Regions from separate parts of the Homo sapiens genome. Here region 2 is linked to region 1. A link is an interaction called in ENCODE POLR2A ChIA-PET data of the cell type or tissue named here. Cell type or tissue: IMR-90. All regions are shown on one strand. Links, peaks and the distances in the headings refer to the core of each region. The heading gives the core; the rest is flanking DNA. Region 1 overlaps ARSI (arylsulfatase family member I). Region 2 has its middle 13 kb from the start of SPARC.

Evidence for each region. ChIA-PET counts read pairs that join two places held together with the same protein. Peaks named below come from ENCODE experiments on the same cell type or tissue, not always from the same donor. Only the 100,000 strongest peaks of a DNase experiment are listed, where the experiment ranks them.
Region 2: POLR2A ChIA-PET joins it to region 1 with 6 read pairs; 1 of 35 experiments calls an interaction of 5 or more read pairs at or near these places.

The regions. Positions count from the first base shown.
Region 1 is chr5:150,292,694-150,298,058 of GRCh38, reverse strand. ARSI (arylsulfatase family member I) reads left to right here. Exons shown (of 2, transcript NM_001012301.4): 2 at 1-1,716. The coding sequence ends at 845. Among named protein-coding and RNA genes, the nearest start is that of CAMK2A, 5.6 kb to the right of the region's middle. RefSeq lists enhancers at 3,942-4,522, 4,523-5,104. In IMR-90, for the core only: no CTCF peak of the experiment used is centred there; a DNase peak (open chromatin) is centred at 2,738.
Region 2 is chr5:151,697,247-151,702,611 of GRCh38, reverse strand. No RefSeq gene overlaps it. Among named protein-coding and RNA genes, the nearest start is that of SPARC, 13 kb to the right of the region's middle. RefSeq lists an enhancer at 2,332-3,153. In IMR-90, for the core only: a CTCF peak has its summit at 3,364; a DNase peak (open chromatin) is centred at 3,271; H3K27ac peaks cover 3,375 bases.

The sequences.
Region 1 (5,365 bases), core at 309-5,308:
ACAGTGTCATCATCTTCTCCAGTGACAATGGTGGCCAGACTTTCTCGGGGGGCAGCAACTGGCCGCTCCGAGGACGCAAGGGCACTTATTGGGAAGGTGGCGTGCGGGGCCTAGGCTTTGTCCACAGTCCCCTGCTCAAGCGAAAGCAACGGACAAGCCGGGCACTGATGCACATCACTGACTGGTACCCGACCCTGGTGGGTCTGGCAGGTGGTACCACCTCAGCAGCCGATGGGCTAGATGGCTACGACGTGTGGCCGGCCATCAGCGAGGGCCGGGCCTCACCACGCACGGAGATCCTGCACAACATTGACCCACTCTACAACCATGCCCAGCATGGCTCCCTGGAGGGCGGCTTTGGCATCTGGAACACCGCCGTGCAGGCTGCCATCCGCGTGGGTGAGTGGAAGCTGCTGACAGGAGACCCCGGCTATGGCGATTGGATCCCACCGCAGACACTGGCCACCTTCCCGGGTAGCTGGTGGAACCTGGAACGAATGGCCAGTGTCCGCCAGGCCGTGTGGCTCTTCAACATCAGTGCTGACCCTTATGAACGGGAGGACCTGGCTGGCCAGCGGCCTGATGTGGTCCGCACCCTGCTGGCTCGCCTGGCCGAATATAACCGCACAGCCATCCCGGTACGCTACCCAGCTGAGAACCCCCGGGCTCATCCTGACTTTAATGGGGGTGCTTGGGGGCCCTGGGCCAGTGATGAGGAAGAGGAGGAAGAGGAAGGGAGGGCTCGAAGCTTCTCCCGGGGTCGTCGCAAGAAAAAATGCAAGATTTGCAAGCTTCGATCCTTTTTCCGTAAACTCAACACCAGGCTAATGTCCCAACGGATCTGATGGTGGGGAGGGAGAAAACTGTCCTTTAGAGGATCTTCCCCACTCCGGCTTGGCCCTGCTGTTTCTCAGGGAGAAGCCTGTCACATCTCCATCTACAGGGAGTTGGAGGGTGTAGAGTCCCTTGGTTGAACAGGGTAGGGAGCCTGGATAGGAGTGGGTGGGAATAAACCAGACTGGGATGCCTGTGTCTCAGTCCTGCCTCCTCACGGACTTGCTCTGTGACCTCAGGTGACCCACATGAGCTTTTAGCCTCAGTTTCCTCATCTGTAAAATGAGCTCTAATGACTTTGTGACTCTTTGGTGTGGCCCTGGAGCCTGGGGCCACGGTGGAGTTCCTGGCCGGCCTTGCCACTTGACAACTCCTTTAAGGCTTCCCCCTTAACACGGGATCCCTGTGGTGGTGTTTGGGAGTTGCCTGGAGGCAACTCCAAGCCTGGCCCCCAGCTGAAGCATGGCAATCTGGCTGCTCTCTACAGGGACCCCCAAGCGCTGTGGGTGGAGGGCAGGGGTCGGGGGGGTTGACCTTCTTGGGTCTTCACATGGCCTAGGCCAGTCCTCCGGTCAGACTGGTGTCAGGCACCGTGGTGCAAAATTCCTCTTCTGGCCCCTCCAGTACCCAGAGAAACTGGCTGGGCCATTAACTGCTGCAGCACCAAGGGTGGTAGAAAGAGCTGTGAAGAGCCCCCAAACCAGTACCAGGACACCTGGGTTCTCCTGTGACCTGGGGCACAGTTCTTGCCCTCTAGGCCTTGATTTCCCCACCTGCAAGTGGGGATGCCAGCCCTGGCTCTGCCTCCTTCATGAGGCTCTGGAAGACTGGCCAAGGTTGTGGAGGAGCTTGTGAACTTGATTAAAGTGTCGTAACATGGAAGTGAGGGATGCAGTGCTGTCTGACTATGAGCATGTGTGGGTGTGTGCATGTGTGTCCTGGGGGCAGGTATGAGCTCACGGTCGGCCGAGTGAACAGGAGAGGAGGTGGACAGCCTGGCTAGGCGGTGGGGGAATGGGAGTCCTGCCACAGACCCACTATGTGACCTCAGGCACATCCCTGACCCTCTCTGGGCCTCAACATCCCACTATGTTCAGTGATGATCTAAGAGCACTTCCCATTTGGCCATTCTGGGCTAGTGTGCATGTGTGTGTGTTGGGGTGGGGGGCAGGCTGAGTGGTAGCGAGGAGGCCACGGGTGTTGCAGAGCCCGCCTGCCGCCTAGCGCGCCTCCATCCGCACACTGCGTTCTGCATATCTCCCTTCAGGTTCCAGTCGGCGCAGTGTGTGTAGGCGAAAGCCCTGCTGTGAATTTTTAAAATAGTTATTTTTGTCACTGGCAAAGGAGGCCTGTTAGGACTCATCAGCTTGTGGATGAGCAGGATGGGTGGGGTGGGGTGGGTGCGGTATGTGTGGGGGTTCAGGTATTGGTTACAGAGTTCCATCCCCACTGCAGATGTGGCTGAGTCCAGGAGTGAGGGTCTGGCCTGAGGCTGTTGGGTGGAGGTGACCATTCATGCTCTAAGCCCCTTCCTCCTGGCCCTATTCTTTTTACCCCTTATCACCTCCCCCAACTAGCATCTTTCCCTGCCTCTATGATGTTGATTCCCAGCTGTGTCGTGGGGCAGGAGCCAGGATAGGCAGAGGCCTCTGGATTCCAGTGACCTCCAGCATTTCAGTCTGCTCAGGAGGGAGGCTCTGAAGAAGTAAGTCACCTGTTAGGGCGGTGGCCCAGGCCTGACACACCCTGGGAGATGAGCTGTCCGTAGTTCGCCCACTCCTCAGGGTACTCTAGCTCTGCTGGGTGCTTGTCCCAGCTGTGTGGGTGGGGCCTTTCCAGGGTGGCATGGAGCCAAGGCTTCCCTGCCACTCCGGGCTTGCACGAGTTGTATGGAGGCCTCTCCTGTGCCTGCTGAGTCAGCCCTGCCCGAGGCTTACCCTCCAGCTCCAGCCCCCACTTCTCTCCCAGGGCCCCTGCCCTTTGGCACCGCAAGTGCAGGACCGTGAATGGCCCTTTCTGCTGTCCCCTAATCACCGAGGCTTACTGCCTGTGACCAACCTAAACCAAGAAAGACTAGCTGGGGATGGGGCTGGCACCTGTTCCTGGTGCCCTGAGAAGGAGACTTGACCCCAGGTCTTGGTCCAGTCTCAAATCCAGCCCAGAGCTTGCCTAGCTGAGTCCTACCCAACCCAGCGCTCAGCAAACAGCCCGGTGGCCCCACGCAAGCTTGAGCCTGCAACCTGGTCTAGAGGAGCTGGCGGCTGGCCTAGGCCTGAGATTGGTGGAGGGTCTTGGGTGCCCCAGAGCACTCAAGCACTACGATAACAGGCTCAGCCTGTGGTGACTTCTGCTCTTCCCAGCAATCAGCATGGCTCCTGCCAGCCCCCTCCCATCTCCTGTGGCCCAAGTTTCCTCCAGCCGGGGCACCTGGGTCTGGACTCTGTGCCAGGCCGCCAACTGGCACTGCCAGGCAGGTGCTCGTACCATTTGAGCACCTGTGCTTGTGGGGAGGGAAGGGAGGGCAGATCAGAGGCAGCTCCGGTCCCTCGGGCCACAGATCTGGGGAAGTGGAGCCCAGAGATGCCTGGTGAGACCCCCTGTTTCTTCCTTGGCTGCACCAGATGGCAGCTGATCTGCCAGCTGTAGGGGCCAGAGCCAGGGGGCAGCCTGTCCAAGCTGGGCCCTGCCAGTAGAGTCCTGGGCTCTGGTAACCCATTCCCCAAGGGCCAAGTGATAGCCCCACACCTGGATGGAGGGCCAGTGCTCTGGGCTCCATCTTTCTCAGGAGGAAGTGGAGGTTCTACTGGGGAGACCTCCTGCAAGCTCTTCCAGGACTCGAACTCAGGTCCTCTAACTGCAAGGAGTGCTATGCAGCCATCGGCCCAGTAGCCATTGTCCTCTGTCCCATGGCTCTCTGCTTCACTCTCCCCTGCAAGAGTGCCTCCTGTGTGGGAGACCTCAGGGACAGTTCTGCTCCCTGATCCCTGACTTCCCCCACTTCTTCATGTAGGCCTAGCCTTACTTACTGCAATGAATGAACCCAATCTCCCTCCACCCAGACCCTCAGCAGGACCATTTCTCTCTTGGCCCACTTTCCACCAATTCTGCCCCCCATGCTCACTGCCCTTAGTGGGACAGGCCCTGTGGGGACCCTTTGGATGGCACACTTTCTGTGGTGCCTGCCCAGGCCCTGCAGGACCCTGGGGCACTTGGGCATATGTGTGTGGGCTGTGGAAGGTGGGATTTGAGTCAGCTGTCACAATGCCACTGGGGCTACAATCACCCATGCAGGAACCCAGCCCTGGTCACTTTTCATCCCTTCTGTCTCTGTGGAGCACTGCCTGTGTTCACGTGCCAATCCCTATTCTGGCATGTCAGGACTGGGTTCAGCAACCTCCAGGGCTCCCACCCCTGGCGACCAGCCCATAGCATGGAGGCCTGCTCTCGAATACCACACGCGTGTTGCAGATGGGGGCACACGTGCTGCCTCTCGTGTCTGCTTTGGCCCTGGGGAGTGGGGAGTTTGGCAGGAACAGTCCCCCTCCTGCAATCATCGGCTCATTCTCTCAGCGCCACAGAGGCACGGCTGGCTCCTCAGTGCCCGCCACCACCGGGCACAGCTGCTAGCCTCGCGGGCTCAGGGGAGGTGGTGAATTAGCAGTCATGCCTTCTCAGCAGAGTGGCTATTACCCTCAGGAAGGTGGGGGGTGCCTGTCCGAGGCAGTGCCCACACCGCTGAGCTAGGCTCTGGAAGGCTCAGAGGGGTGTGTGTGTGTGCTCATGTGTAAGACTTTCAGAGGGGACTTCTTCCTCTTCTCCCTCCTCTTCTTCTCTCTTCTGCCTCTCCAGCCATCTCTCTGCTATCTGGATCCTGCAGCCCTCAACTTGCCCATCCCCCAGGACCGCATGCACAGTGCAGGCCAGCAGGGGAGGGAGAGAAGAGTGACAGAAAGAGAGGGAGCTGGAAACCAGAAAGGAAGTAAAAAAGATGAGAAAGACGGAGAACTGAGAAGGAAGGATGCAAAAGAGGGAACAGGAAAAATGAGGGAGAGGGGAAGGCAAGAGGAGAGAAGAAAGGAGAGTGGAAAGGAGAGATGGAAGTAGGGAAGAAAGAGATGACAGGAGCGGGGCTGTGCTGGCCCTGCTCCCAGCAGCCACAGAGGCTGCCCCCGTGGTCCACATCACATACAGGGAGAGAGGTGGCCATCTTCCTGCCTCCATTCCTTCACACCTTCCTCTGAGGGACCTGATGCCAGGGTCTTCCCCATGTGCTCTGCTCACTTCTGAGCATGCTCCATTTCATCAGTGGGAATCGGGAGAGGAAACAGGGGTCAGGCCAGCACCCAGCCACGCAGGACTGTCCCAGTTCAGAACATTAGATTTCCATTAATACAGCCTCATAATCTCACAGCATAGTTGCTTTTTTGTTTTACTGTGAATTTTTAAAACAGCATCATCATTCCTTTGGCACCCGATGAGCTGGAGAGCCTTGTGGTTCCTCTCCTTCTAGCTCTAGTTCTTTGTTCTACAG
Region 2 (5,365 bases), core at 311-5,310, 1.4 Mb before region 1:
TGCCCTCCCATGAGCACAAGGTGGCTTTCTTATTTTTTGGCCAGCTGAGCGGCTGAGGGAAGCTGGATGCCGCCTGCCTTTGGGGCCAAAACTCTGGGCTGGAAACTGAAAATGACCTTAAGGTGTAAATATCCCAGGCCTGGATTCAGTCCAAGCTGCACTTGGCCCTCACAAGCCAGTCATATAGCCTGAGGGGCTAAGAATGATCTCAGAGAGCCAAGTGCAGTGGCTCACGCCTGTAATCCCAGCACTTTGGGAGGCTCAGGCAGGCAGATCACGAGGTAAGGAGTTCGAGACCAGCCTGGCCAACATGGTGAAACCCCGTCTCTACTAAAAATACAAAAAAAAATTAACTGAGCATGGTGGCACTCACCTGTAGTCCTGGCTACTCGGGAGGCTGAGGCAGGAGAATCGCTTGAACCCGGGAGGTGGAGGTTGCAGTGAGCCAAGATCATGCCACTGGACTCCAGCCTGGGCAACAGAGCGAGACTCCATCTGAGAAAAAAAAAATTGTCTTGTGTGTTTATTTATGGGCCTGTTCTCTATTGCCTTCTCCCCAGAATGTAAGTGCCATGAAAGCAGGGACCTCGTCTGTCTTTGTCTCCACTGTAGCTCTTGTGCCTCACACAATACCTACATTTGTTTCACAGTGATGATGTTTCCATTATCAATAACTCACCATAGGAATTTTATATTTGTTTTACCATAATTTTAAAAATCAGCCTTAATAGTTACAAAAATTAGAAAGTTTAAGAAATAATGTTACAGTTAATTTTCAAGAATTTTACTGACTCCCACAGCGCTTGGATTACAGGTGCCAGCCAGTGTACCTGTCCTTGCTTTCTTGATGTTTTCTCTCTCTAGTGGTTTTGCTTCTTTCACAGTCTCTCTTTGCCTTTCCCTCTATGACTATTTTAAAAATGTAAAATGGGCTGGGCATGGTGGCTCACACCTGTAATCCCAGCACTTTGGGGGACGGAGATAGGAGGATTGCTTGAGCCCAGGAGTTCAAGAGCAGCCTACGCAACATAGTGAGACCCCCTCCCCCGCATCTCTATAATAGTAAAAAAATAGCTGGGCCTAGTGGTGTGCATCTGTAGTCCCAGCTACTCTGGAGGCTGAGGAAGGAGGATCACTTGAGCCTGAGAAGTCAAGGCTGCAGTGAGCCATGATCGCACCACTGCTCTCTAGCCTGGGCGACAGAGTGACACTCTGTCTCAAAAAGATAAAAATTAAAATAAAAAATAAAAGTATAAAATAACACATGATTATATTCTCATAAGAAATTGAAGTGCCTGCACAGTGGCTCACGCCTATAATCCCAGCAATTTGGGAGGTCGCAGCAAGAGCATCACTTGAGCCCAGGAGTTCAAGACCAACCTGGGCAACATAGAGAGACTCTGTCTCTAAATGAAAAAGAAAAGAAAAGAAAGAAATTCAAGATAGAAGTATAAATAAATAAATATAAAAGTCCCTCCCCTTCACCTCCATTTTCACTCCAATGTATCCCTTCCCCAGAGGCTAACATTACTTCTGGTGTTTTGTGCATGCATGGCTGATCTTGATCTCTGCTGCTAGCCTTTCTGTCTCTCTCTCTCTCTCTGACTCTGTGCATGGGTTCACTGGGTCTCAGTCCCTCTAACCTTTGTTTCTTCTGTTTCTCTGTGTGTCTCTTTCTCTGGCCTCTCTCAGTGTCCCTATGTCTCTTTCCCTTTCTATCTCTGCCTCTGCCTCTCACTCTGTCTCTTTCTTCATCTCTGTCTCATTCTATTTCTGCCTCTCTTATCAGAATACAGTTTTTAACAGTTAAAAACATGACTCATAAAAAATGAATAAAAATGAATAAAAAATGAGCACATGTTAATGATTTTTTTAACCCATTAATGAGGGAATAAGCAGCATGGTAAAGTTGGTTCAAAGAGAATTCAAAAAGAGATTATACAGCTACTGCATTGAAAGAATGCTGGAAAAAGGCTGCTGGGTAATATACAAAACCGGTTAACGCCCTGCAAGGCATTTGCACTGTCACCTCTGGGGTTCTTTTTTTTTGTTTTGTTTCTAATGGACAGAAACCTGCAAGTTAACATGTAACTTCAAAGTCAGAGCCCTCATCAATAGTAGGTAGCACAACCCCTAGAGAAGATGATCCCTGGATGGACTTGTCAGACCATGTTCCAGTCTAACACTGAGAGGACATGCAGTCACCCTTTTGCTTTGTTGCTAAGTTTCAGGTAAGTTTTCTTTGCATTTGTTTCTGTGTCTGTCTCATCTCTCTGTCTCTCTGTCTCCCACCTCTGTCTCTCTCTCTTTTTTTTTTTTTTTTTTTTGAGACGGAGTCTTACTCTGTCGCCAGACTGGAGTGCAGTGGCGGGATCTCCACTCACTGCGACCTCCACCTCCTGGGTTCAAGTGATTCTCCTGCCTCAGCCTCCCGAGTAGCTGGGGCTACAGGCATGCGCCACCACGCCCAGCTAGATTTTTTTTTTTTTGTATTTTTAGTAGAGATGGGATTTCACCATGTTGGCCAGGATAGTCTCGGTCTCTTGACCTCGTGATCTGCCCACCTCGGCCTCCCAAAGTGCGTGAGCCACTGTGCCCGGCCATTCTTTTCTTTTCTTTCTTTTTTTTTTTTTTTGAGATGGAGTCTCTCTCTTTCACCCAGGCTGGAGTACAGTGGCATGGTCTGGGATCACTGAAACCTCCGGCCCTCAGGTTAAAGCGATTCTCATGCCTTAGCCTCCCGAGTAGCTGGGATTACAGGCGCGTGCCACCACATCCAGCTAAGTTTTATATTTTTAGTAGAGATGGGGTTTCGACATGTTGGCGTGGCTTGTCTCAAACTCCTGACCTCAGATGATCCACCCGCCTTGGCCTCCCCATGTGCTAGGATTACAGGCATGAGCCACCATGCCTGGCCTCTGTCTCTCTCTTAATCATGGCAGACTCTCAGTGTCTGTCTCTCCCTTCCACTGTCTGACTCTGTCTGTCTTCCTTTGTCTCCTTTCTCTGTCTTGATTTAACAAACTTATTTTAATCACTTTCCCTTAGGGGTTGATCATGAGCCAGGACCTGCACCAGGAGCTACAGGGAGAGGACAGAGCTGAATCCAACATGCCCTTGACACTCTTTGTTTCTTTGCAGAATTGAAAGGAAATCAAATGGAAGTTCTGAGTGCTGGGAGAAGAGGAGCTGAGGGTGTGGGGACGTGGCAGGGAAAGGGAGGGCCAGCAAGCTGCAGTGGGCTGGAGTGAGCTCCCAGCTTCGGCTGGCTGGGCGGAGATGATTTCACACCACAAAAATGTCTGAATCAGGAGAATAACCTAACTTGGGATGGGGCTGGGAAGCGAGCCGTTCAGTGGGAGACGGGGGAGCTGGAGAGCTCAGCATTGGGCCAGATGGGGTGGCTGGCTATGATTTGTCCTGACCCTTGGGTCTCCCTAATGATCTTAGGAAAGAAACAATTCTTCTCCCATGCTGCAAGTGAAAGGGCAGAGTCCAGCCTCTAGAGAGATAGCAAGATAGACTTAGGGCTGCAACCCTGAAGAATCATGAAGTCTCTGCCAGCAAACTCAGGGATTTGAGTAAGGAATTCAGGGGAGGGAGAGAAGCAGGAGACAGAAAGAGGAGGAAAACACTGAATTTAATGGTCAAAAGGCCTTTAAGTTACATGGCCTCGTGAGTTTCAAGCATTTTATTAGCTGCAGAATCCTCGTTTACAATTAACATAGCAAAACAACAGCTGCCTCTAAGGGGTTCTCAGGAGGATCTGAACCCCATCATCTTGGTTCTCATCACCCACTGCCTGGAAACTATAACTTAACCCAATAGCCTCATTTTACAAATGAGCAAAATGGCTGGGCACAGTGGCTCACGTCTGTAATCCCAGCACTTTGGGAGGCTGGGGCAGGTGGATCACTTGAAGTCAGGAGTTCGAGACCAGTCTGGCCAACATGGTGAAACCCTGTCTCTACTAAAAATACAAAAATTAACTGGGCGTGGTGGCGGGTGCCTTTAATCCCAGCTACCCGGGAAGCTGAGACAGGAGAATTGCTTGAATCCAGGAGGCAGAGGTTGCAGTGAGCCGAGATCACACCATTGCACTCCAGCCTGGGCAACCAAGTGAGACTCCATCTCAAAAAAAAAAAAAAAAAAAAAAAATGAGCAAAGTAAGGCCCAGAACGAGAAAAGGATTTGCCCATATCATTTAATGATTGGGTGAGGAGCCCAGGTCTCTCGAATCCTTGTCCGGTGCTCATTTTGTTTATCTATCTATCTATCTATCTATCTATCTATCTATTTATTTTTGAGACAGGGTCTCGCTCTGTTGCCCAGGCTGCAGTACAGTGGCATGATCTCAGCTCACTGCAACCTCCACCTCCTGGATTCAAGTGATTCTCATGCCTCAGCCTCTTGAGTAGCTGGGATTAGAGGCATGCACCACCACATCTGGCTAATTTTATATTTTTAGTAGAGAAGGGGTTTCACCATGTTGGCCAGGCTGGTCTTGAACTCCTGACCTTAGGTGATCCCTCTGCCTTGGCCTCCCAAAGTACTGGGATTACAGGCATGAGCCACCGCACCTGGCAGTTTTTTTTTTCTTTCAAATAGGGTTTCACTTTGTTGCCCAGGCTAGAGTGCAGTGGCAGGATCACACCTCACTGCAGCCTTGACCTCCTTGGGCTCAAGTGATCCTGCCACCTCACCCTCCTGACTAGCTGGGATCTCAGGCCCATGCCACACCAGGCTAATTTTTGTATTTTTTGTAGAGCCAGGCCTCCCTGTGTTGCCCAGGCTGGTCTTGAACTCCTGGGCTCAAGTGATCTGCCTGCCTTGGCCTCGCAAAGTGCTCGGATTACAGGCGTGAGCCACAGCACCTGGCCTCTGGTTTTTCCTTTCGGGGAGATGCTGGGCTAATAGATGGAGTCTCTTCCTCCAGCTTCGGGGTGGACATAGGGACTGCCAGCTGCCTGCCTGCCCAGAGTGACCAAACTGAAAGCTTCCAGCAAGCAGGCTCGAGTCTTCCGTGGCTTCTGCTTGGATCTTGGAACTCTCCCCCTTCCCACAGAGCCCTGGAGAGCTTGCGATGCTCTGGGTCTTTGGATAGATCACCCCCTCTCTCCAGGGTTCATTTTTCTTCACCTGGAGAGCCAGTGGGCTGAAAATAAATGAGTGCATTCCAAACTTTTTTTTTTTAATTAACGAAACCGCCTTTGGAAATGAAATCTTACAAGACTATACTTTCAGGGATTATTTGTATAGTTCGTTACTAGAGAAGTTTCTCTGAAACGTAAATTAAAATTTTATTAAAAATTAAAAAATAAAAACAAAGTACAAATAAAAATAAAAAAGAAATGAAATTTTAGAC